2 separate regions of the Homo sapiens genome follow, and region 1 is linked to region 2. Evidence: chromatin loops called from intact Hi-C (ENCODE). Cell type or tissue: PC-3. All regions are shown on one strand. Each heading gives the region's core, and the rest is flanking DNA. Links, peaks and the distances in the headings are about the cores only.

Region 1 (11,065 bases), core at 1,703-9,702, 730 kb after region 2:
AAAAGCAGGTAGAGAAAACAAAAGAATAAAAAGTATAGAAGCAGAGAAATGCAAGTCAGGTGCAAATCTGGCAAGTAGACTGGTGTAGGGGAGTCTGGAACCCGCATTCATTCAGCTTCCTTGTGTGGATTGCTAGGTGAAAACTGACAGACTACTTCTCTGGTCACTGGAAGGTAATGCAGACAGTTCTTCAGTCACTTAAAAATGCAAAACACAGGCTTTTTAGTAATCAGCATGCTCATCCAGTCACAATTTCAATCTTGCTTTAAAGTCATCACTTCTTGCCCTCTCCTGCCGCCTCCAAACTTGGTCCTATTGCAGATGGAAAGCCTGAAATGAGAGAAAGGGTGTGGTCAGTGGCCTCTCTAGTTCTCCACCCAACCTCTCCTCCTCTTCTGTCATCTTGTTGACTTCTGACTTGTTGGGGTTGTAAGCATAGACACAGAAAGGATTTCAGGGGAGCAAGAAAGTTCTTATTGGAGACTGTTGGGTAATCTTGCATTGGTGTTCTCTGGATGTAACAAATGTCCAAGGCTTACTGTTTCTCACACAGGGGCTTTTGGGGTTCCTTTGTAGATCCACCTTTCTCCTCATCCCCTCCACCATGGCTTAGAATTTTTCGCCTTGACTTAGGGCACATGCATTTTTTTTTTTTTTTTTTTTGAGACAGAGTCTTGCTCTGTCACCCAGGCTAGAGTGCAATGGCACAATCTCGGCTCACTGCAACCTCTGCCTCCCAGGTTCAAGGGATTCTCCTGCCTCAGCCTCAGCCTCCTGAGTAGCTGGGACTACAGGTACCTGCCACCACACCTGGCTAATTTTTGTATTTTTAGTAGAGTCGGGGTTTCACCATGTTTGCCAGGCTGGTCTCAAACTTCTGACCTCAAGTGATCCACCTGACTCGGCCTCCCAGAGTGGTGGGATTACAGGTGTGAGCCACCGTGCCCGGCCAGGTATGTGCATCTCTATTATAGGTGGTCACTTCCACCTTCCTCCACTCTTGGGCATCTCAAGATACCGGCAGCTTCTTCCTACTATTGTCTATTTACCTCCCTCTTAGGCAAGATCTACAGTGACCCTGCATGGGCTCCCCTATACATGGTTCTCCTCCCACCCATATGCAACACTCATGCATTTCTGCCCCAGCAAACTCTGGGAGTGTAGGCCACCCGATGCTGCCACCTTGCCTTGTTCTGCCATCAGAGCAGCTAGCCAGCCCCTAGTTCAAACTTTAGACCTTCCAGGTAGGAGACAGACACTAATCCACCGTGTTTCCAAAACTGCAGGGGTAAGTATCAAGTCCTTGATATGGTATCATAAAACCATTCTCTCTTGACTTGAGATGAAGATGGAACACCCTTCCCACCTTCTTCTTAGCAGGAGAGTGAAATGGAACTCGTGGTATGCCAAAAGCACCTTCCAAAAACTCTCTCCTAATAGTCAACCTCCAGCATTTTGTAATATGCAAAGTATGAGTGAAGGGTTAAGAATTATGTCATTCATTTTTATCCACCTCTCTTGAAAGTTCTGCAACCTTGTGCTCTTACACTTCCCTTTGAAATGCAGCACCCACTGCCTCCATGCTTCAGCCAAAATGCCTTTTTAATATTTTGTTACATCAATTATTATTTCAGTTAACAGTCCCTATAACCCTATAAGAGATAAAACTATTCTCATCTTAGAGAATAGGAAACTGAGCTTCAAAATGATTAAATAACTAGGCCAAAGTGGTAAAAACAGGTTTTGAATTCAGAACTCTCTGATTCTAGAGGTCTTAGACCATTCTGAAATGGAGAATTCATGTGACCCAGCATAAGTGCTTAACAAATATTTGTTGAATGATGAAAAAGTTGATTTCCTCAGATAATAGAGGAATGTAAATGCCATAATTTTTGACAGGGCATGAGAAACCATCGACAGTTGTTGAGCCCAAGTCACAGATGAGCATGATCAACAGGAGAATGTGATAGAAATATACAAGAGAATTCGGAAGAGAGAAAGAGTGGAGAGGGAGAGGCACTTTAGGAGACTCTGAAGAGTTCAAAGAGTTATAAAGGACATGGGTACTCTATTTTGCTAGAGTAATGAGGAGATTATCTAGAAACCAGGTTGAAAGAACTTAAAGAGAGAATGAGCAACAAGTAACTAGCGGCAGCAGTTACATCCCAGCTGTTCAAGATGTGAGCATCTGAATGGGGCAAAGAAATGGTTACAAGCCAGAGGAGCCCAGAGGATGAAATAAAGGATATTTCTCCAGAATGGGTGAACCTTGATCTTATTTGTAGACAAAGGAGCCAAAAGATTGACTCTGAGATGCTGGGGAAAGGAGGGAAAGGAGGGCAGTAACTAAAAGAGCAAGGACTGGGGGAGAGAAAATGAGCTGGGCTAACGTGGAAGACAGTGAAGGATGCAGCTTCCTCTAAGAGAGAAAAGGAAAAGAAAGGAGGATAAATAAACACTGGGCCCACAAAAAAGAGAGAAGGGGACTGAAGGAGATTGTTCCTGACATAGTAGATCTTCTCAGTAAAGTAGAAATCAAATCAGTGGATTAGGAGGTGGGAACCAGGGGGTGAGAGTGTCAGTATGCGAGGGAGAGTTTGAAACACCCATTGTACTATGTGTGTCTGGAAATCAACTGTGGAAATCAAGAGAGAATGAACAAGTACCACCTCACATCCAGGGCATTGAGACTCAACAGTCTGAATTCATGGAAGTTCAAATTAGCAGTATTCTTCAGCCAAGGAGCAAAAGGAGAAAGCATCGTGATCCCAAGCTAGGCACTGCATGGCATGGGCTGAGAGCTGAAAGGGTTTACAGTTAGCAGGGGTAGAGTTGAAATTTCCAATCATGGCTTGTACAAGAAAGCTAAGTGAGGCCAGAAAAAAAAATTAACAGATTCATTCATTTATCCTAGGAGGTCTCAGTAGAGATGCATATTTGCTACCCAGGATATGGAGAAATGGGAAAGGTGTAAGTGAAGTGTCTGTGGTTATAGACCAGGCTTACAAGGTCCAGGGACTCAGAAGTAAATCAGTCCCTGGGGGCCCCAATGCCCTGGTGTGACCTTATTAGTGAAGGGTTTGTATGCAAGAAAGTGGGAAGTTTGGGGCTGCCGTGAGTCATGGTTCTTAACCTCTTCAATCAAATTGTGAGGCAACCATGTATCAAGGACTGGAAGACAAAGGAGTGGTAATTTACAAAGAAGCAGGTATTCAGAGAGAATCAGTAAAAAGGGGGTACCTTTACTCTGACGAAACTGCCAGTTTACCATAAGACATATTTTACCTTTCTTTCTACAATAACCACCATTTTTTCTTACAGGATTATTTTAGGCAATGATATGATATAGTTGTCCTAGGTTTTTAAACACAAAGACCAGAAACCTTGTTTATAGTATGTCCTACCTCTGAATATGATCGTACTTAAACTTTCTTACAAAGGTTATTAGTTACAATTTTCTTTCAAATGTTTAGGAACAATGCCACAGAAACTTTTAATAAAGACACAATGAAAAACACAGTTGTAACTTCCTTTTGGCGAAGTGGGCATCCTCTTCGAAAGATGCCCATATTAAAAGATCTTGATATGTAGATTTTTGTCTGGCCTTTGCCTGCCAGTGGCCACAGGTGTCAAGTCATTGGGTCTTTAGTTAGCTGACATGTGACATGACACCATTCAAATGAGATTATTAGAGTCTTTGGGGAAGAGAGAAAAATCTATGATACCTAAATCACTAAAAGAAACTGAGTCACAAAATCATTTGTCCAAGGTCACAAAGTAAATTGGGGCCACAGGCAAGAATCTTTGGCTACTCTTTAGGAAGTTCATTTACTACCCCATTGATCTTGATATCACCTTACAGGCAGAATCTTGTGAAAGGTAGGATGATAACATCAACCTGAACAAAGTTCCAAAACTGCCCATCAGTTGTCCCTGCCCAAGAAAAAAAATTAACAGATTCGTTCAGTTATCCTAGGAAATGGGATACTTGAACTTCACTGAAAGCCTCTTGGTGAGACAGGTGGTGGGCATCCAGCTCTTCTCACCAGGCTGAACTCAGCTGAGTCTCTTATAAGGTCCTTGAAACTTCAGTGGAGAATTCCAGAAAGGGGACCTTTCAGCAATCATACCTTGTCCTCTGACTCTTCTCGCCCTCACAGCTCCGAATGTCCTGGCTCATTCGTGGAGTCTTGAGGGGAAACGTGTCCTTGGTGCTAGTGGAGAACAAAACCGGGAAGGAGCAAGGCAGGATGGTCTGGCATGTCGCCGCCTATGAAGGCTTGAGCCTGTGGCAGTGGATGGTGTTGCCTCTCCTCGATGTGTCTGACAGGTAGGCTCTATGCATCTCCCCCAATACCCTTCTCCTCTATCAGCTAAAATGAAAAAGAAATCATGCCTTCCCTTTCCCCGTGCCTTTTACCCAAGACACACATGCAGATGTGCCCACACACCGATATGTGCGCGTGCACGCACGTGCACACACACACACACACACTCTGCAGGTTACACACTTTCTGCAGTTTACAAGCTTCTCCAAGGGATGAAGAGGCTACTGAACACTTGTCTCGGGACCACTGGTATGGCCTGGTTGGCTACCCCCAGTGTCTGGAGGAAAAATAAAATTGAACAACTCACATTTCCCCCAAATAACAGTTTGGTTTTACATGTATATAGCATGTTCTCTTATATGATAGACTTTGCCTTACTTTCCCCACTTTTATTTTATCCTTATTAACAAGAAAACCTGCAAGGTAGGTAGGACAGGCCTTATCATCATTTACCACTCCTGTCCTGTTATAAGGGGAGAAACAGAATCAAAACGGTGAAGTGCCAGCAAGTTGGAATCGGAATTGGGACTGGTGCCCAGGCCCGACTCCGAGTCCAGTGTTCTCTGTTGAGTCAGGTCCTGAGGCAGGTTGATAAAGAGGATGGCAAATTCTTCAGTAAACAGAGGAATGCTTCTACTTGTGGTCTTAGTTCCTATTTGGGCTCTATCACTAATGGCCTCTGTGACTTTGAGCAACATCCTTGACTTCTTTGGGCCTCAGTTTCCTCACCTTTAAGCTGAGAGGTTTGAACTAGAAAATCATTAACTCCACGTGGCTCTGCAATGGAGCAGGAACCATGGAGTGTTCACTGCCACTTGTCTCCCAGGATGGCACTATTCTGCCACCTGCAGTCAGCCTGGAGCAAGCCGTACTTGAATAAAGATGGCCCTGCATGGCAGCACTCATGTGACCCTGCCGTATCATCCTGAACCCTCATGGTGGGTGCTGATCTGTTCCAGACAAAAGAGGGGCGAGGGGCCATTTCTATAAAGGGGACAGATAAATGGATCTGGATGGGGGACAGCCATCTTTTATGGGCTAAAAGTCAACCCTTACAACCCACAGCAGCCTCTGCCTGAGACTCCTAAAACACAATCAAATTACCATCCTGGTGGATCCACCTTCAAAAAATGAGGACAGAGGGCTCAAGGCAAGGTGGAGGGTGATGCTAGTTGGCATGCAGCTTTATAAGTGTAAAGCTGGTTTCACATTTTTCGCCCAAACCCCACAGTCTGCTATGTCCAAGAGCTCATAACTGCATCAGTGCTGTCAAAGGACAAAGGCATTGTCCTCACTCTGAGCACTAGCTACCCACTCCTTCAGATGTGTGTGGGTTAACGATCAAAGCCCAAGGACATTCCAAGGATCAGTGACCCCAGGACAAATGGATTTAAGTGGAGAAAGGAGGAAGTGTGAGCTCTGCCCACTATAGTTTAGTCTTTTGTCTTTGGGGATTGTGGAGCTGCATGCAGTTGGTGGAGAACAGGAGGGTGGTGAAAGAATCCTCCCTCCTGGGAGAGGTGAAATTAATTCAGATGAATCAAAGTGTTTTTTTTCTCCTCAATCCAGCAAGTCTTCTCTCTTTCATAGCTACTCCAGGGGATTTAAAGTAAGATGTTGACTCGGTTCACTCTCATCCTCTAGAGTTTCATTTGAAGGAGACTTCGTTCTCAGCCTCCTTCTTCCCTGTTAAAGGCTGTTTACCAGACTAACATTTCCAGTATTGATACTGAGACCAAACTGTCCAGTGGGGATTCCGACAAAAGACAGCTTGGTTTGATGATGCCTTGTGACCTAATAAGTGTACAATTACAGAAAACAAGAGTGCTTCCATTCGCTGGGAGCCTGCATACCACTGACATGCTCTGAGGTTGGAAGCTGCCCTCCCAGAGGTACAGATGATATGGGAAGCATCAAGATCCAGAGGCAAATGGTACTGAAGGAAAATGAAGTGCAGCAGTTTTCATTCGCTAAAATCAAACTAGACTGTAGATGTGACTGGCCCCAAAGAAACCAAAGAAGCACTCTAGATGAAAGGGCAGAGGCTTTGGAATCAAATAGTGCCAAGTTTGAAAACTGCCATGGTCACTTACTAGTTGTGTGACCTCAGCCAATTACTTAAGCTCTCTGAGCCTCAGTGTCCTCATCAGTAAAATGAGAATAATAACAGTATAATTTCACAAGATTGTTATGAGACTAAATGAAATGACTATTGAAAGAGTCTACACAGAGTATTAATAGATTTTATTTTCTGCATCTTTCAGTTATTTGGCCTCAGTAATAATTTATTAAACAAATAGCACAAATCACAACCACTGATCTTCCAAGTCAAGCCATGTTCTATAAAACAGACAACACAGTCTCCTCTTAGGTTTGGAGAAGTAAAGTGCTTGTTTAACTGCCTGATCCACACTAAATGCTCAACTACTAATAACTATAGTATAATAATGACAATATCTCCCCACCTAATGGCTCAGAAGGGTCTGGGATGGCCAATTTAGCAATATAACCAGTCATCCAACCCTTAGATAAAGGCGGGCTTCTTATGAATTTGTTTTCACAATGCTCTGTTGACTCCTTATGAGAAGTCACTGATGGAGGAGCAAAAAGCATTCTCTTCCCTCTTCCTTCAGGGAGAGTCAGCTATAGCTGCCCAGATTGCTAGAAGATGAAAATGGGAGAAAGGAGAAGGTAGAGGAAGACATAAGCAAGGAAAATAGAAAAATAGGATGGATAAAAGACAAAGAAAAACCAACTCTCTTCCTCCCACCTCTGAGGTAGGCGGTAACACCTGGCGCCACCTGCCCCACATCCCATGAAGCTTCCTTAGGCAGCTCCTGGCTTCAGCTATTCAGCACCTACTTTGTGGACAGCTCCCCAACCCTGAACCTTGAAAGCGGCAGAAATTTTATTCCCTATGCTGTCCCAAATCACCTCTGCTCCCAGGTTCCTCAACCTTCACACATTACAAAATTTTTAAAGTAACTTTATTAGGGCTTAGAGGTTAGCACTTAAGAGACTCCAGGCTCTAGTCAACGGTATTGGAAATCTGACCATTTTCCTATTTTGGAAATCCTTCTGTGGCTTCCTGTGGCTTTGGGGATGCCTTTAAAACTCCCTAATAAGACCTTTTTTAAGCCCATGTGTGATCTGTCCAGCGCTAGTTTCACCAGCTGCTTCTTAAACCATTCTTTCTCTCTCAATCTCCCCTTCCTTCCACTCAGTTGTACCATGCTACATTCTTACTTCTAGGCTTTTGCAGTTGCCATGTTAAAGGCATGTTAAAGTTAAAGGAAGAACTTAATGTTCTGCCTTTACTTTCCATCTCTCTAAATACTACTCTTCCTTCACTTAAAAAAAATTATCCCCAGACACCTATACTCTATATGTACCCACAATATATTCTCATGGCTCTTGAAACATCCCTATAATAATTTATCACTCTTTATTATCTTTTTTATATCTGAATATACAAACTAACAAGGTAGGGATTGTGTGTGTCTTATAAATCACTGCTTCCTGAATCTTTAGTACCATACTTAACATGTAGTATGCCCAATAAATATGCATTGACAGAATGATGTATTGAGGGAAATTGCATATACTTTCAAATTCCAGTTGAATAAACTGAGAATTTCACTTGATGGAATCTATCTAACATTCCTCCTCTCTTCAACCTGTGTCCGACAAAACAGATATGATTGCTTTATAATAAATACTACTGCAAAGTGTTCTGTATATCAGAGCAACACCTGTGTCCCATCAGATGAACCAAAACAGCATTTGTTACTCTGTGACAAGGAATTATCTTTAGGGACTTGCCTGGTACCTGTGCTTTCTTTGTCTCTGGTCACATTCCTGTTGGAATCACTTCATAAGAAAGACTTTGATCCTAATTGGGTGCCCTGGTCCTTGTGATAGAGAGAACTAGAGTTGTGCACTTGAGAGAAAAGGGCTCTAGTCAGATTGCCCCCACCACACAGTAGTCCTCGGGAAGGCTCGGTGAATAAGTCATAGGTACATAAAGCCTGGTGACAGGGAGGCATTGATCCATGGAATGATATTTCTTCTGTCCACTTACAAACATGTAAAGCGATAGAAGGAATGTAATAGTCTGTCATCATTACAGAATTATGTTAACTGTACAACCATAGTATAATGAGTAACAGGAAAAATCTCTAAGAGCAATGCCTAAGATGTTTTGAGCAGTGGCAATGTCCTCTGAATACAGATAAATGCTCTCAAGGTAATTTTGAAGGACAACACCAATTCAAATATCAGCTTGATGTGTGCTTAAAAATTATCTCATTACTTTACATCCACCTCACATAGCTACTTTTCCTCATCCTCTCCCCACTTTATCAGCCCCACCTCCCTCATTCAATTGCTGCTCTTTCTGCTGGAATTAATTCTACCTTTTCTCAAAATAGAAGAAAGGCAAGTTCTCTCTCCTGATTCTAATTGTCAGTCTCTTGCAGAGATATACCCCTAGTTTTTCCTCTCTCTATATATCTTACTAAATTAAACACAATGTTCCCACACTATCCTAAGCTTTGACACGCTTACAGAGCAGAAGCCATGCTAAGTTCAACTCGTTATGAGATGGATTTGGAAACACCATGGATCAAATCATGTCCCACAAATCACTGCAATTGTACAGTCAAATATAAAGTACACAACTTATCACACCTGTGCAGGCTCCATTCCTCAGCACTATCATTATAAAGGCTTTTAGCCGTACACTACATACATAGTCTAACAAGAAAAATTGTTCCTTCTGGAGATATTTAGATTTCCTGTTCCCTTTGCAATCCTTTGTCCTAAACGACAAGTGGTGTGTTTCACCAATGCATCTTTCAAATGAGATGGGTTAAACTGAGAGTTATGTCTTCATGCATTTAGACCAGAAACTCCATAGAGCCAAGATTTTTTTTCTATTCAATTTTTATCACCGACAGAATTCTCATTTTATGTGGGATGCTGTCAATAACAACACTCTCCCTTTGTGTAGCATCTTTCTGTGATGAGAAAGGCATTGAAGAGCGTCTTTTATTACTTGTTCTTATCTGTGTAGAGAAATAGTAGATTTCAGTGAGTGGAAATCCAGAGATTTCCGGTAAGCCTCAGTTTGCAGGTCTAGACACACCCCTAAAAAAATTCTGCTTAATTCACATTTCTGTTAATTGAATCACAGCATCCTGATAAAGCCATTTAAGAGTTATAAATGATGATTAGAGCTAGCGTTTGTTGAGTGCTTACTGCCTGCCAGTCATGTAACAAGTACTTAACATGCATTATCTAATTTCATCCTTAAAACAACCCCTTGGGGTAGATATTATAATTAATCCCCTTTTTAATATGAGAAATCTGAGGGCTATGGAGGTTAAATAATTTTCCCTTAAACTTTAGGCTGGTCTGCCTCCTATGTACTGCCTGAGGAAGTGATGCATGGGGCTTGGCATGTAGCAGAAACTTGAAAAACAGTAGCCATTGTTGTTGTTTTTTAATTTTTTAATTTAATTTTTAGAGACAAGGCCTCACTCTGTCACCCAGGCTGGAGTGCAGTGGCATGATCACAGCTCACTGCAGTGTCAAACTCCTGAGCTCAAGCAATCCTCCTGCCACAGCCTCCCTAGTAGCTAGAACTACAGGCGTGCACCACCATGCCCAGCTAATTAAAAAAAAAAATTGTACAGACAGGGTCTTGCTATGTTGCCTAGGCTGATCTTGAACTCCTGGCCTCAAGTGATCCTCTTGCCTGGGCCTCCCAAACTGCTGGGATAACAGGCAGGAGCCATCGCACCTGGTCAATAGCCATTGTTACTAACAAAATATTTAGGTTCTTGGTTATTTTTAGGCCACATCTCTTATCCATTTCACATTAGTTTACTGCTTTCCCTTTGCTTCAACCAGCTCCTGAAATTCATCCTAGCAATTCCCACCACCACCTCCTGCTGCAGACCATTCCCCGCACGGCCCCTGCCTGCCTGCCTCTCCTCTCAGGCTCACAGCTGGAGTCTCCCCTTATCCTTCCAGGCCATTGTGTCCCCTCTCCAGGTGCCTCCCACTCCGGCATGCCTTTGACTATCCCCACACCATGTGTTTCCTCCCCAGCACTGGAGCACAGTCTCTGATAGGCATTTTTAATTTGCATATCTATTCATGTACCAAGTCTAACCAAGGCATAAAAATAACCTTTAGTTATACTGTACATTTAACAAATCGCCCTTTCATTGAGAATAAAGTTCACTGCTGTAAGGATCAACAGGAGACCCCAGCCACAAGGTTGGTACACTGTGCTAAATAGAGCCCTGCTTCATCTTTAGGAGCACATGGCCCAGGGGTGCCCCCCACATCTGCTCTTGTCCTCCTGCCTGTCTGCCCCTCCTAGGAGCATTTTCATCTGTAACTGCTCCGCCTCTAACTCCACCTCAGGAAAAAGGGATGCCTATGAGGAGGAGCAGACATCACTCGCCTACTGACCCTCTGCTGGACAAGCTGGCTGACAGTCCCAGCAGCTCCTGCGCCTCCTCACTCTGCCCACATCTCCCCATCCACGGCAGCCCTGTGCCCCCTTCCAGGGTGCTTGGCTCCTTCACAACACAAGGTTCTCACTCAGGCTCGCATCTGAGCAGCTAGGGTAGATGTCATTCCCTAATTTCAGCTGAAAAGACAGAGGCCCAGAGGGGTTTAAGAACTTGCCATTAAACATAGAGGCCCCTCTGTGGAGGTCCTTC
Region 2 (11,065 bases), core at 992-8,991:
TTCATTTTTCTTTGAGGCAGGATGGAAAGTCTAAAACCCCATCTGCTTACAAGTTTACTACAATAACCCGATGGATAAATAATTTGCAAGGCAATACCACGGATGATGAGCTCCAAATGAAATAGAATAGACTATAGACATGAGGCAAAGATGAAAGCTCAGTACCTTCCTGGCAGAACTACATAAGTGATGTCCACTGTGAGCACTGGACTCGGATGTGTTAGGCATGCTCATGATCTTGGGACGGTTACTTTGGCCAGAAAAATGTGTCACTCCCCTGGCTTAGGCAGATACCTAATTAGGTTAGGAGAACTGCCAAAAAGCACCCTATTGAAAGTTAAACTACTTCAAGGCACTGTGAGTAAAATATGCAAAATGTCACTGAGGCAGAAGTGAGCAAACCAGTAGAACAGGTGCAGCATGAAACTAACCTGCCAGGGACATTGTTAGTTCTGTTTCCTCTTGAAATCTCTTTTTTTTTCCCCCCCTGACTGTGTGGAAGCCCTGTCCTCTTTACTGCTGGAGACCCAGAAACAGATGCTCCCGCTGTCTCCTCACCTGAATTGTACTAGACTGAAAATGAAAATGAGGCTCCCAATTCTACCATGTCCATGTCCCAGCCATGCTGTGTTCACCAGGGAATGGCCCAGGATGGAACAAAGATGGATCAAGATTCTAAGTGTAAGCCCGTTCTTTGGAAGTGTAACCATTTGAATGAAACGTTCCTAATGTGTTGTTATTGTAGCAATGGTAACACCACACAGATGTCACCAGGAGTCTCCACAGCCTGGGAGAGACTTAAGCCTGTCCTCATGGTTTCTGCAAATTCTCACAGACTTATGGTTCTAAGCTGCATTGGATTGCTGGATGCAAAGAGCAGTCTCATCACACACCCGCACACTCCACTTTAAACATGTGACATGTTTTATTAGTTTAGCAATTTGCTGTAGATAAGAGGCATAGTGCTGTCAGGTGGGGTGGGATGGGGAATGAGGAGGCTGTGTCCTGCCCATCACAGCCTCTGGCTCTTCCCTCTCCTCTGTGCCTCTTGCTTTTCACTGCCTTTTCTGTTAGAATTCCTTCCTTCCTTCCTTCCTTCCTTCCTTCCTTCCTTCCTTCCTTCCTTCCTTCCTTCCTTCCCTCCTTCCTTCCCTCCCTCCCTCTCTTCCTTTCTTCCTTCTTGCTTTCTTGCTTTCTTCTTTTTATGGAATTTCACTCTTGTTGCCCAGGGTGGAATGCAATGGCACGATCTTGGCTCGCTGCAACCTCTGCCTCCGGGGTTCAAGTGATTCTCCTGCCTAGGCTTCCCAAGTAGCTGGGATTACAGGGGCCTGCCACCATGCCTGGCTAATTTTTTGTATTTTTAGTAGAGATAGGGTTTCACCATGTTTGGCAGGCTGGTCTCGAACTCCTGACCTCAGGTGATCCGCCCGCCTCGGCCTCCCAAAGTGCTGGGATTACAGGCGTGAGCCACCGCACCCGGCCAGAAATTCTTTATTTCTAACCCAGAGATGTCACTCCCTTTCCTGAGCCCTTGGTTCCAGCCATATCCATGCCCTACAAGATGTACATAGCTCAGGGGAGCTTCTGGGGTTGGGGGGTCCTACCAAGGAGTCTCTCTGTAAGAGATGATGTGGTACCAGCTCCTTTTAAACATTTTGAAGTGGACATCATTATTCCTGCTTCACACTTGAGGAGACTGAGGCCTGGCCTCAGTTTGGAGACGGAAGGGACTTGGTTAAAGTCCCACCTCCAGTAAAGAGTAGATCTGGGTCCCAAACCCAGGCCTTCTGACTCCATGTCCATCACTCTTTGTACCATCAAAGGGCAGAAACTCAAAGTGAACATCTGGGGGTTTGTAGAATCCTGGTGATTTCCACTTGGTTTCTTAAGACAATGCCTAGCCCAGGCTGAAAAGCATAATTAGCTCAGCCATAGACTCAGGCTCACCCCATGCCAACCCATGGCATCCAGCTCAGATTTGTACCCCGGAGTGGTCGGTGGGTATTAAACCTCTCTTGGAAGGCCAGGAGAGGACTTAAATGGCTGGGCCTTCACATTTATTTTCCTCTCTTCCCTTGGCTTTTTGTGGGGCTGAGCCTATCATTAATCAGGCTGTGAAGCAAAGGAAATAAAACACTGCCTTGGAAAGAGCTCTTATTTGTTTAAAATTGAAAAAAAAAATAACAACCCAGAAAAGACTGAAACATGTTTCCAACATACTGAATTTGATTATCTGTCTGTGCACAAAGGGACCCAGTCATTTGAAATTAAAGTTTAGAGAGTTGGCAAGTTTGTTTGATGAATCGATTGTGATGGGAGGAGCCCCCACCAACTGCAATGCTGAACTTCCTTCATCTCCTTTCTGTACATTCTGAGCATTTTGTTAATTGCTCTGATTGTTCAGTGCCACTGTGTTACAAGTTCCGGGGAGGGACAGAACTGGAGAAGTCCAATGTGTCTTCATCGTAGGGGCTTGAACAAGGGAGTCCCCAGTCTCTATCCAAGGTAGTGATCATTGGACCCACCAGCAGCTCCAGCACAATTGCTTTTGACTTTATTGTGAATTTGAATCAGAAATACAAGCCTCATCCATCGAGGAGCAAAGACACATGCATTGTTCAGACAGCAGAACAGAATGCAGGCCAGTGGGAAGCAGAGGATGTTATTATTGTTCTCTAGAGCAGCTCAGAGAGGAGAAAGCCTGGCAGTGAGTGCACAGGAAGCAGAAACTGGCAGATATAATCCAGCAATATGAACACTGGGATATGTTGTTCAGCACTTTGAGTTGCAAAATAAAATCCCGGTGGATGGGGCACCCCTCTTCCCCCTAACTCAAGCTCCCCCATTCCTCACGCTGCAGAGTTCATACTGAGTGCTCTTTTGCCCTGCAGCATCCGGAACAGTTGATTATGCCCCTGTCTTGTTTTGGAGCCTGCAGGGACTCCCTGATGCCGAGGGAACAGTTAACTTGGCATTCAAGTTCACTTTACCACCTGCTCCTCGACTTGGCCCCACCTGCCTTTTCCACCTATTGCCTGTGTGTCCCTTCTTGCACCTGCATTTTAGCCAGATGCAACTGCTGTCTTCTCCATAACCACTTTTCCTCCGTGTCCAGTTCATGCCTTTTCTTTGTTTTATGCTTGAAATGCCCTACATTTCATCTTTGCATGCCCCCATTCTTCTCATGATTTTGGAGCCTTGATGAAATGACACCACCTTCTTCTATTTCTCCCCTCTTTGCCCCTCCTCTGGATTTGCATAGTCAGGAGTCTTCCCTCTCACAACATCCATCACCTTCTACTTCATATCACACTGGCTTGGAAAGATTTCTTTTCCACATGCTTTATCTGATACATTCTTTGAAAGCAGGGGTAAGAGATTACTTGTCGTGTCCACTCTGGGTACAGGCAGGATGCCTTGGGCAGAGTAGGCATCCAAAAATGTTTGATGAATGAGAGACTTATTGAAGCAAGGGTTAGCAGTCTTTGGCTCAGGTTGGTACTCAGTGCATTCATCTGTCCATCCTGTCCTTCCTTCTCTCTATTCCCTCTTTTGCTTTTTCCTCTTCTCTACCTTCTCCTTTTCCTCTTTTAATTTCATTTACCCCCAAGCCTTGACATTCTACACAGCTCTGCTGGGCACACCCCATCTCTGCAGGTTGCTGGTTTCTGCTACAGGGGTGTTTGCTATGGTCCTAGACGACTTTTCAAGAACAACAGCAACAAAGAATCTGCACACTCAAGGTGGTTTTGTTTCAAGGAAGTAGGGTCTCTTTTCCACGTGATGCTTGTCTGCTATGGAGACTACTATTTGAAGTGATGTATTCGTGGAGCATTTCTTTCTCTCTGAGAAGTGGCAAGTGTTCTTCCCTGACCAGGGTCTCTGTTCATCTCCAAAGGTGGGTCTCGGTTCATCTTCAAAGGTTAGGCATGGAGGAGGCAAGCTGGCACAGGACCGAGTAGCAGCCAAGCCTCTCTCCTTGCTCAGATCTCACCACAAACCCCAGCTCCCGCTCTGGCCAGGATTACTGGGTCATAGCTGTTTGGCTTAAAGCAGCAGGAGATCAGTGAGGCACTAGGAAAAGAGCACCAGGTGGGCTTGCCTCTGGCTCTGCCACACAGTCGGACGTGGGGGAAAACTGCCAACATCGAGGGAGCTCAGTTTCCTCTTCTGCACATGGGGTGGGAAGAGTTAGATGGTCTCTGGGGTGTTTTCGAGGCCGAATCTCCAGAATTCCCAATTTGAGATTCCAAATGCATCTGGAGACTGCGGTGGCTCAGCCTGAGTGGGGCCAGGAGGTGGCAGCACCTGCTCTGTTTAGAGCCTGATGCAGCCGCAGGGGCTGGGCTGTCACTTCTGTAGGGCTGGGGTGTACATCATGCTCCACTCCCTCTGGACTCTTTTATTACATTTCACTGCAAGTTGTTTGTAGTCTGCTGGGTCATGAGACGGTCGCAGCAAGATTGCCAAACCCTGGGTACAGGGGACACTTATTGTCCCCTCTCTGACTTCACCTGGCATGACACACGCAGGCCAGGGCACAGTCATCCGCAACAAGGCCCCAGTGACAGGCTCATATCCGGGCAGCTTGCTGGAGCTCCTTGACGCAGGCTTCCGTCTCCCCGAGGGCAAATGAGAGCTGCATCCATGAGTAAGCGCATGTGTTCGCCCACTCTGAATGAGCACGCCTGTCTCCCAGGGCCGTGCGCTTCCTCCAACAGCTGCATTTGCTCAGGGCAAAAATGGAAATGCCTAATGCCAGGCATGACTGATCCTAGCCAGATAAAATGATTGAGGGTTGTTCATCAAATTTGGGGAGCTTTTACTAAATGGACATGCACACAGACACTTAAAATGTAATAGAATGCCTGAATTGCGTGGAACCGTACACATGATCTAGTTTAGTGGTTCTCAATCCCACCGGGCATCACCACTGAAGCTTGTTAGAAATGTAGATTCCTAGACTCAGCTCTAGCCCCATCGAGTAAGAATGTCTAGTGCTGGAGGGCAGGCGCGGTGGCTCACGCCTGTTATCGCAGAACTTCGGGAGGCCGAGATGGGCGGATCACGAGGTCAGGAAATCGAGACCATCCTTGCTAACACGGTGAAACCCCGTCTCTACTAAAAATACAAAAAAATTAGCCGGGCGTGGTGGCAGGCGCCTGTAGTCCCAGCTACTCTGGAGGCTGAGGCAGGAGAATGGCGTGAACTCCAGGGGGCGGAGCTTGCAGTGAGCCGAGATGGCGCCACTGCACTCCAGCCTGGGCGACAGAGCGAGACTCCGTCTCAAAAAAGAAAAAAAAAAATGTCTGGTGCTGGAACCTAGGAACCGGTATTTTTAACAAACTCTTCAGGTGTGTCTAATGTAGCTTGTCTGCAGAAAGGCATTTAGGAACCACCATCTAGTCTATCCCTGGCATTCAGGGAGCTTGTTAGCAAACTCTTGCTCTCCTTTGCTTCCTCCTCTCCCTCATGGAATCAGAATCCCTGGTGAGGGGATAGCACTCTGATTCAACAAGCCCTCCAGGAGTAGGGTGACCAACTAGGCTCGGTTTGCCTGGCACTGTCATGGTTTTACCACTGAAACGCCAATATCACAGGACTTCCCTCAGTCCTGGGAGTACTGGAATGGCTGGCTACCTCTTGAGGTGATTTTTATGCACTCTAAAGTTTGAGAAGCACTGGAAACAATTTATTTCACAGTTGAGGAAACTGGAGCCAGGACAAGAAGCAGTTTGCCCATGGACAAGCAGTGAATTAGCAGTACAGACAGGGCAAGTCTTCCAGCCCAGCATCCTTGCTACTCCTGGAAATATTTTGCTCTAAGTAGCTGCCTCACTCTTTCCTACTCTCCACTAGGAGCTAACCCTGGAGGAGCTCATTATGGCGTGGCCATATTCCAGGTGAATAATCTGTATTCTATGGCCTTATTTGAGTGAGGCGTGCGTAATGACAGGTGCAGGTACCATTACACTTTAATGAATTCTTCTGGGGCTTCTCTTGGCCCACGTGGGGAAGGTGATTTACAATTTAATGTATTTCCATTTGGCCATAATCCCCAGGATAACAGCATTACTGAAACGGAAAATCTTTGACAAGGGATTACAACCCAGAGGCTGTGGTACAACCAAGTCGGGGTCCCTAGCTGCTACGCTACCTCCAGGGGCTTCCCAGGGGCCGTGGGATAAGCCCTAGCATGTCTCCCTTTGTCCTGTCACCGATGGCCACCAAGACTTGCCAAGCTATATTGATTATCAGCTCCAGGTTTGACTTATTTATTCCGTGGTGCTTACTGCATTACCAATTAGCTATGAATGGGGTAACAGGCCAGGGGCTCTTGTGATACAGGGGTTCCCAAACTGGAGCATGCATCGGAATTACCTGGAGGGCTTGTTAAAGCACAAGTGCTGGCCCCTCCCCCAGAGCAACCATAGAGTAGCCCATTATGAGCACTTGAGTGATTTTGTCAGGTGCTGCTCATTATTGATGCCACAAGGCTGGCCTTACTGTCTAAGTCAGGGTACTAGGTGGTTTCTAAAGACTCTCCTAGCAACAAAACTTATAAATAAGGTAGGTCTAGCTTTACATGGGATATAATTTCATCATTACTCTTCTCCCTTCTCCTAAATGTTCCTTTGTGTAGGCCAACACCTAAAATCTCACAAATAGAGAACAGTTTTTTTGATGTAAATGTTTACCTTCATCAACATGTAAATATCTAAGGGTAGAGGCGGAAAGAACACTAACATTTATTCAGAATCTTTTTTGATCCATTTATCACAGGGCAGAAATATTAATGCTTTTCGGTCATTTGTACTTAAAGCCTCTTGATCTTGAGATCTGTGGTTCCAGGGTCTCCTGGTTTTCTTCCCACCTCTCTGGCCATCCTTCCTAACCCCCTTCCCTAGCTCCTCCTCTTCTTGACTTCTTTTTTTTTTTTTTGAGACGGAGTCTCGCTCTGTCGCCCAGGCTGGAGTGCAGTGGCCTGATCTCGGCTCACTGCAAGCTCCGCCTCCCAAGTAGCTGGGACTACAGGCACCTGCCACCATGCCTGGCTAATTTTTTTTGTATTTTTAGTAGAGGCAGGGTTTTACCGTGTTAGCCAGGATGGTCTTGATCTCCTGACCTTGTGATCCACTGCCTCAGTCTCCCTTCCTGAGTTCTCAATATTGGTATGCCCAGGTCTCAGTCCTGGGTTCACTTCTTTTCTCTATCCCCTTAGCTTAAAACCCCATCAGTGTTCTGATGGCTCTCAAATTAGACCTCCGGCCTGGACCTCTCCTCTAAGCTCCATCTGCCTGACAGCTTCACGTGGATGTCTGCAGACTCCTCAAATGACGCATGCCTAAAGCCACATCACATGATGTATAAAATCTACCAGCTTATCCATCTCCACTAGTTTCCATCTCCTTAGCCTAGGCCACCATCATCATCTATCTTCTGGACAATACAATGGTGTCCTACTACTTTATTCCACACAGTGGCCAGAAAGATGTTCTTAAAATGAAAAGCAGATGGTCTCTCCCCTCCTGAGAACCTTCCAGAGGTTCACATCTAAACTCCTTGCCATGGCCCACATGCCTGGTGAGATCTATTTCTAATCTATCCCTCCAGCATTATTAAGCCATGTCCCCAGCAGCTCATACACTCCAGCCATGTGCTTTCTTTTGATTTCTAGAACACAAGCTTTATGCCACCTCTGTATGTGTTGTTCCCTCTGCTTGGAAGGTGTGCTGTTTTGCTGTCGTGCCATGGCTGGCTCCTTCTCATCATTCAGTTTCAGCCTAAACATCACTGTCTCAAAACATACTTCTCTGACCAGCCTATGATAAGTAGATATCCCATGCCTTATCACTCTTTTCTATTTATATTTGTCTTTGCAATCTGGAATTATTTTATGCTTCCAGTCTGATTCCTTGTCTCTCATCTTGCTCCTCCATTGGGCTGTGGGCTCTGCAAGACAGGATGTTGGTGGTGAAGGAGCTGACTGCATTGCCTGGTGTGCACAGCAGGCCTTAGAGAATGAGTGAGTGGGTCTGATCCCATCTGGAGGACATAATAACCCTGCTCAGGGGGACCAACCAGGGCTAGGAGGGAGAGGAGCAGAGGAAGAGAAAGAAGGGTTCAGACGTGAGAAGCCATGAGCGAGCTCTCAAGTCACAAAGATCATTATGGTTTGTTATAATAAGTACAAGAATAGCTCTATGCACAGTTTCCCATAGACACACAGAAGAGGCATCCTAACCCAGCCTGTGTGGTCAGAGGAAGTTTCTGGAAGGAAGTGACACCCAAACAGAAACGGACACTTTGAATGCAAATTAGCTAACTGAAAAATAGGAGATGGGGTGCAGTAGCTTATTTGTTTGCTCTACAAACACTGACTGCGATCTGGGCACCATGCTGGTCACATGTCTCCTTTCAAAGCTACCCTGGAAATTGCCAATTGGTGGTAAAGACTAAGCTTGGGAGTGAGCCACAGAAGCAGCATGGTATAATGATGTAAAGCATGAATTCTGAGCAGACAGAATTGAAATTAGTTTTAAATCCACACTTTTACCACTCATTATGTGACCATGAGCAAGTTGCTCCAACTCCCTTCCCCTCCATTTTCTCATCTGCGGGGAGCAATAGTGCTCAGTAGTCTTGTGAGGATACAAGGAAAAATTTTATTAATGCATTTAGCATGAAGCCTGGCAGACAGCAAACACTCAGTAAATAACGTTGTCACTATCATTATCATGGTAGTAGATTATATGATTAGCCTCAACTATTGTCTTCTTCCTTCTGAGTTAAAGGATTATACCTCCTCTCCCATTGCTGTGTGACTCACGGCATCTCTCTGTTGAAGGAGGATACATTCCCAGTCCCAAGATAATATCCTTGGTCGTGTATGACATGTGTTGGTCAATAGAATGTGAGAGGGTGGAATGTGTACCATGTCTGAGTAGAAGTTTTAAGAGGCATCCCATGTTTCCACTGTGAGAATGTCATGCCATAGATTGGGACTGTGCCCTCAGCCTGGGTCCTAAAATGAGAAGGCACAGGGAGCAGAGCTGACCTGTAGCCACTGACATGTGAAATGAGAAGAAAATTAAGTGTTGGTTGTTGTAAGCCACTGAGACTTTGCAGTTGTTACTGCAGCAAAATGTAAGCCACTGAGATTTTGCAGTTGTTTGTTATTGCAGCAATAATATTATCATCTTCTTGTAGGAGAGTGAGGAAAGACTCTTTGGAGAACAGGATCCTTAAGTTGAGCAGTGAAGATGATAGAAATTCTATTTAGACACAGTGGATGTAGATGGGGAATATTCCAGGTGGAGGAAAAAGACCTGCAGAAGTTCTTGGATTCAGGAGATAGTGTTGGTTACTAGAGGAATGGAAAAGAAGTTCAGAATAGCCGAAGAATGTGAAAGGAAGAGTGGTGACAAGTACAGCTGGAGAGATAGCTAAGGGCTAGGTCATGAAGGGCCTTAGAAGCCACGATAAGAAATTTACGTTTTATCCTAAAAACAAATTGAGACCATTTCACGATCTGTTTTTGCCTTTAGAAAGATGAGTCTGGCTGGCCGGGCGCGGTGGCTCACGCCTGTAATCCCAGCACTTTGGGAGGCCGAGGTGGGTGGATCACAAGGTTGAGAGATCGAGACCACCCTGGCCAACATGGTGAAACCCCGTCTCTACTAAAAATACAAAAAAAGCTGGGCATGGTGGCAGGCGCCTGTAATCCCAGCTACTTGGGAGGCTGAGGCAGGAGAATCACTTGAACCTGGGAGGCGGAGGTTGCAGTGAGCCGAGATCGTGCCATTGCACTCCAGCCTGGGCAAAAAGAGTGAAACTCTGTCTCAAAAAAAAAAAAAAAGAAAGAAAGATGAGTCTGGCTGACTGCAAAGATTGAGTGAGAGGGCAAGAAGATGATGAAGAAGGCTGACAGGAGTCCAGGGAAAGGATAGGATGTGAGAGTTGTTTGGAAAGACTTGGAGCCTCCTATGTGAGATTTGAGGGGAGGGAGTCAATGACAGATCTGTCTTGGGAGCTGTGGTGGCCTTGATGGAGGGCACAGCATAGGAGTAGTCGAAGGGAGGCAAGTGAAAACGATGGCTTGGCCATTTGCAGTTGCAGGTGCTTGAGGAATGCTGTGACATTCTAACAACAGCAATGTGCCCAGCTATAAACTACTTGGTCCAACTTCCTTTGCAGCGAAGGGCAGCCATTTCACACTCTTTTGATCAAGGAGAAACAAGTTGAAGTCTGCTGGGGACTTCAGGGAAAGTTTTGTTTTTATATTACAGGGTGAGTATCCCTTATCCTGAAATGCTTGGTACCAGAAGTGTTTGGATTTTGGAATATTTGCATATACGTAATATATCCCACATCTTGGGGATGGGACCCAAGCCTAAACCTGAAATTCATTGATGTTTCATATATGTCTTCTACACATAGCCCAAAGGTAATTTTGTACAATATCTTAAATTATTTGTGCCTGAAACAAAGTTTGTGTACATGGAACCATCAGAAAGCAAAGGTGTCACTCTCTCAGCCAATCATGGGGATAATCTATGGTTGTTTGGCCTCACCATTATTCCTGACTCTGAATTTACATGCTGTTGATTAGCAATCACTTTCTTATATTTATTCACACATAAGTACTTAACAGTAAGAAATGTGACATACCATTAATACAGTGAAAAAATAACGTGTCAGGGTAACTAAGCAGCACAGTAGCATCACCAGGATACCTGCGTCATGTTACACAACAGCAACCACAAACAATGGCAGGCTTTCCGTCTCCACCTACAATGTTGTGTTTGGATTAAAAGGTGACCCCACAATCTATTTTATGTTTTTAGGTGGGAAGAAACTGTATATGGTGGTTATTCCAACACCATACTCTGCTGTAAGACATTTCACACTGACATTGCTGTCCAGTTTCTCCTATAGCTTGACTTTCTATGCTATAGACAATCATAAATGCTTCCTCTTTTTCTTATTATTTCTTTTTCTTATATTGTTATCCATAGGAGCATCTGCAGGCCTTTATGACATCTTCAACAACACCTTTACA

What was found. Hi-C counts contacts between places; a loop is a spot of excess contacts. Peaks named below come from ENCODE experiments on the same cell type or tissue, not always from the same donor. Only the 100,000 strongest peaks of a DNase experiment are listed, where the experiment ranks them.
Region 1: a loop joins it to region 2, with 31 times the contacts of the local background. A loop is called at or near these places in 7 of 110 quality-filtered maps.

What each region holds. Positions count from the first base shown.
Region 1 is chr2:29,290,153-29,301,217 of GRCh38, reverse strand. ALK (ALK receptor tyrosine kinase) reads left to right here. Exons shown (of 29, transcript NM_004304.5): 9 at 4,161-4,330. Among named protein-coding and RNA genes, the nearest start is that of CLIP4, 180 kb to the right of the region's middle. In PC-3, for the core only: a CTCF peak has its summit at 5,160 (motif pointing left); no DNase peak of the experiment used is centred there; H3K27me3 peaks cover 992 bases.
Region 2 is chr2:30,019,863-30,030,927 of GRCh38, reverse strand. No RefSeq gene overlaps it. Among named protein-coding and RNA genes, the nearest start is that of ALK, 100 kb to the right of the region's middle. RefSeq lists an enhancer at 4,446-4,946. In PC-3, for the core only: CTCF peaks have their summits at 4,092 and 4,295 (motif pointing right); a DNase peak (open chromatin) is centred at 4,577; H3K4me3 peaks cover 752 bases; H3K27ac peaks cover 1,729 bases.